Regions from separate parts of the Homo sapiens genome. Here region 1 is linked to region 2. Evidence: read pairs that join two places in POLR2A ChIA-PET (ENCODE). Cell type or tissue: OCI-LY7. All regions are shown on one strand.

Region 1 (2,500 bases), 240 kb after region 2:
TGGTTTCCACAATCCTTTATTTTAACCTGAACATTTCCTTTCTATTGATCCCAGATCTTCAGACAAACTCAACCAATTGTCAACCAGAAAATGTTTAAATTTACCTATAGCCTGGAAGTCCCCACTTTGAGTTGTCCCTCCTTTCTGAACCAAACCAATGTATTTCTTAAATGTATTTGACTGATGTCTCATGCTTCCTAAAATATATAAAACTAAGCTGCACCCCGACCATCTTGGGCACATGTTCACATGTTCTCAGGAGCTTCGGAGGGCTGTGTCACGGGCCATGGTCACTCATATTTGGCTTAGAATAAATCTCCTAAAATATTTTACAGAGTTCGACTCTTTTCATCGACAGTGTTGATATGTTGTATTTTTATTTCCATTAGAATATTTCTAATTATCCTCATGGTTTCTTCTTTGAACCATAAGTTATCTAAAAGTGTGTTGTTTGATTTCCAAACATTTGGGGACTTTCCAGATATCTTTCTGTTACTGATTTATAGTTTAATTTCATTATGGTGAGAAAACATACTTTGTATGATTTCAATTATTTTTAATTTGTTAAGATTTGCTTTATGGCCCAGAATATGGTCTATCTTGCTAAAGTTCCATGGGCACTCAAAAAGAATGTGTATTCTGCTGTTGTTGTGCGAAATGTCCTATAAATGTCAATCAGATTGTTGGTTATTAGTGTTATTCAAGTTACCCATACCCAGCCTGATTTTCTGTGTACTCGCTCTACCAAATATTGAGAGAAGAGTGGATGTGTCTATTTCTCCTTTCAGCTCTAACGGTCTCGATTGCATGTACCCTGACTGTGTTCTCCAGTGCACATGCATGGACAGTTATGATGTCCTCTTGATGAATCAACCCCTTTATATACAGTCCTTCTTTATTCCTGGAAATATTCTCTGTTTCTGCTTCATCTGACATTAATATAGACACTTGAGCTTTCTTTGGATTAGTGTTTGCATGGCATGCCTTTTTTCCATTCCTTTGGTTTTAGGCTATCTAGGTCTTTATTATTATTTTTTATTTCTTTTGAGACAGAGTCTCGCTCTGTTGCCCAGGCTGAAGTGCAATGGCGTGATCTCAGCTCACTGCAACCTCCACCTCCCGAGTTCAAGCGATTCTCGTGCCTCGGCCTCCCAAGTGGTTGGGATTACAGGCATGTGCCACCACATCCGACTAATTTTTGTATTTTTAGTAGAGATGGGGTTTCACCATGTTGGCCAGGCTGGTCTCGAACTCCTGACCTCAGGAGATCAGCCCGCCTAGGCCTCCCAAAGTGCTGGGATTACAGGTGTGAGCCACCGCCCCAGCCCTAGGTTTTTATATTTAAAGTGTGTTTCTCACAGACAGCCTGAGGGTCCCGGAAATTTTCTGGAAGTTGCGGCTCCACCCTCAGCTCTCAGCAACCCCTGCTCGCCTGCACTACCTAGGGGATGCGTGGTCTTGCCCTCCTCCTGGTGGTAAATGTCTCTGTGTGCTCTTGCCCGCCCCCTGGTGGTAAATGCCGTTGCTGCTACTCTTGGTTGGGCTAGTAGTGGAGGCAGTTTGTGGACGTGTGTTAAAGGGTTTCCGGACGGTGGGATGTTGCTCCATTCTCCTGGCCCAGCCTCCGCAGAGCCTGTGTACTAGGGTCTCAGAAGGTGGAGTCTTCGAAGTGCTCCTGTCCCTCCTGTCGTGCCTTCTATCTCCTGTGGGTTTAACACAGGAGAGTGCGTCCTGCGCCTCCCACAGGGGCAAGTGGTGTTTACTTTGATCCTGCCCCAGAAGCAGTGGATCTTCGTTTCTGCCTCTCCCGCAGCAGCCCTGGGGCCAGAGAGTGCAGCCTCCCACGTGGTTTTGCCCAGAGAGAATCGTCCTGGGGAAGCAGGTGGGGGTCGCTGCACAGCAGTCAATCACCGCTTGAGTGCTTGTGCCACCAGCAAGGGGGAGGGGTCTCTCCCGGCTCCCCCTCTGCCTCCAGTCTTTTTCCTGCAGTGAAGGCCTGTGCAAAAAGCTCAGAAGGCAGGGCAGACTCCCTCCTGCCCACCACATGCTCTGCCCAAGACAGTTGGTCTTGCCTTTCCTTGGAGGGGCTTGTCACTCTTTGGAATTCAGTTCTCTTGGTTGCCTGCCACCTCAGCTATCTGACTGGTTTAAGAAATTATGGTTTTGCAAATTATCTGGTGTTTTGTTATTGTTAGAGTCGGGGGGCGGGGTGGTTCATTCCTGTACTCCCAGCACTTTCGGGGGTGAGGTGGGTGGACCCTTTGAGCCCTGGAGTTCAAGACCAGCCAGCCTGAGCAACATGGGGAAACCCTGTCTCTACAAAAAAAAAAAAAAAAAAAAAAAAAAAATTAGCCAGACATGGCGACAGGAGCCTGTAGTCCCAGCTACTCAGGAGGCTGAGGTGGGATGATCACTGGAGCCCCCCCAGAAAAGAATGGGAATGATGTTCCCTTGTGGTTTTTCTATATCCTAAGAGGAAATAAAACACTCTTCTCTTTCA
Region 2 (2,500 bases):
GATGACAGACCAGGAGCTGGCTTGAAGACGGAGGAAGGGGCTGTGAGCCAAGGAAGGCAGGAGGCCTCTAGAAACTGGACAAGGCAAGGAAATGGACTGTCCTTGGAGCCTCCAGAAGGAACTCAGAGCTGCTGACACCTTGACTTTAGCCCAGTGAAACCGATTTTGGACTTCTGACCTCCACAGCTATGAGAGAATAAATGTGTGTTGTTACAAGCCTCTGAATTTGTGGTATTTAGTTATAGCAGCAAAAATATGGGGAATGGGGGAAGAATCATTGGAACCATTGGGTTCAAGACCATGCTTCAACCTGATCCAGGGTACAAAAAGAAACCCATCGCTGCTACCCTTCCACACCCCTGAATCTGAGGCCTCAGCACTGAAATGCTGCTGCAGTTCCACAGGCTTACTGGCTGAAAGCAGCCACAGATAAGCCTCCAAATCTGCCTTCCAGGTTTTGCCAAAGGGCCTCTAATTGCTGGAACTTAATTCACACACAACTTCAGCTGCAAGGGAGCCCTGCATGTTTAGCTTCCCAGGCACTGCAGTCTAGCAAGGCCATGAGAAGATGGCAGGAAAGGGATGCTGAGTGTTCACCAAACATCTCAGACACAATGGGGAACCATTAATGATGAAAATGAGTAATATGCATTAAAACCTGACCACGGGCTCACCAGGAAAATCTCCCACCAGCCCATGCATGAATATTGAGTATGCCTCTGTGTAAAGATGAAGCTAAGCTATTTGCCCAAAAATCCCACAGCAAGGAAGTGACGGAGGCAGGTTTGAATCCAGCTTTCGTCTACTTTAGCGCTTGAGCTTCTAACTGCTACACAGTACTGAAGAGGGGCAGGGTCAGTGCCACGAGGGGAAATGGCCTTGAAGAACACAGATGCATGAAGTAACCAGGCACTTCAGGGAACTGCAAGCAGCTCCTATGCCTTGAACAAAAGCTGCATGGAGAGGAGAAGCAAGGTGAGTAGAGAGCAGCAGAGGCCAGGCCACGAGGGTCTCCGGCGCTCTGCCAAATGGCTGCACTGCATTCCTAAAGACCACCAGGCACCATGGAAATCTTTTTTGCAGGCTTTTCCCATAAAAGGTCTTAAGACAGGAGAGCAACAATTTGTTTCACATTTTGTATGTGAAGAAAGGTTTATACTAGATCAGAGAACTGAGTCATATAGGAAAGACAAAACCCTGACCCTGGTCACACACTAAACCCTGACCCTGTGATGGGCTCAGGGTCATAGACTGAGCCCCAACCCTGGAGACACACTTAGCTCCAACCCTGGTCATAGACTGAGCTCCAATTCTGGTCACACACTGAACCCTGATTCTAATCATACACTGAGCCCTTACCCCAGTCACGCACTGAGCCTTGATCCTGGTCACACACTGAACCCTGACGCTGTGATGGGCTCAGGGTCACAGACTGAGCCCCAACCATGGGAACACACTGAGCTGACTGTGGTCACACACTAAGCTCAATCTCTGGTCATAGACTGAGCTACAATTCTGGTCACAGAGCCCTGATCTGGTCACACACTGAACCCTGACCCCAGTGGTGCACTGAGTCCTGATCCTGATCACACACTGAACCCTAATCCTGGTCATATACTGAGCCCTGATCCTGGTCACAGATAGAACCCTGATTCTAGTTATAGACTCAGCCCCTTCCTTGATCTGAACTGAGTCCTATTTTTGGTCTCTCCCTGGGCCCTATCTCTGGTTGTAGACCGGCCTGTCTTACAGTTGAGCTCTTATTCCCATCCAACCACTAGGAAGGCCACTTATCACTGGGGCAGTCAGGCAAAAGTGTGATTCATTCAGTGCAGCCCTTCTCTATTGCTGTGTCCACAGCCCAGGATGCACATCTTTAAAAAGCAGAGAAGTCTGTTTGTGTGACGTGAAAGATGACTAGACATGCTTACTTAGTGCTTGATGAGTCAAGGAGTAGGAGAAGGTGGAAGAGGAGAAGGAGATGAGTTCCTAGAACATTAAGCTCCCTTTTCTATAATGAAGGGAGCTCTCACTACAAGCCTAGAGCTCCCTGCCAACCAGATAGGAATGCAGAGGGCATAGCGACAACCTGGGACTAGCTGTGCTCTGGCCTGGGGCCTGCTGGGCTTCCGGGAGAGAAATCAGACCTCAGCCTCTCCCACGGCCAGAGGCCAGTAGGATCTTACTTAGTGAGATCCTGCATGTCACACGGGGTAGCAGGCAGAGTGGGCCCTTGTGGCTGGGCCCTGAGGAAACAACCCATTTGTCTGCCGGCAGGTGGGTCCAAGGTACTCACAGTATACTTGAGTCACCCCAAAGTGGTTGTAGATGGGGTAAATCTCTTCCTTGTGCTGGAACCCGTGCATTGCCCTCCACACCCCACCCCTCCTTTCCCCTTACAGCTCTAGAGGTCACTTGGGCCATTCCTCTCCACACCGCCAAGCAAATTTCCACTAATTAAAACTGGAATTTAACCACTCTAGCAGCCTTCTGTCCTGTC

What was found. Peaks named below come from ENCODE experiments on the same cell type or tissue, not always from the same donor. Only the 100,000 strongest peaks of a DNase experiment are listed, where the experiment ranks them.
Region 1: POLR2A ChIA-PET joins it to region 2 with 5 read pairs; 2 of 35 experiments call an interaction of 5 or more read pairs at or near these places.

Annotation. Positions count from the first base shown.
Region 1 is chr15:73,963,411-73,965,910 of GRCh38, forward strand. No RefSeq gene overlaps it. Among named protein-coding and RNA genes, the nearest start is that of STOML1, 28 kb to the right of the region's middle. In OCI-LY7, CTCF peaks have their summits at 1,531 (motif pointing left) and 1,732; a DNase peak (open chromatin) is centred at 1,501; H3K4me3 peaks cover 906 bases; H3K27ac peaks cover 899 bases.
Region 2 is chr15:73,725,684-73,728,183 of GRCh38, forward strand. No RefSeq gene overlaps it. Among named protein-coding and RNA genes, the nearest start is that of INSYN1, 26 kb to the right of the region's middle. In OCI-LY7, no CTCF peak of the experiment used is centred here; no DNase peak of the experiment used is centred here.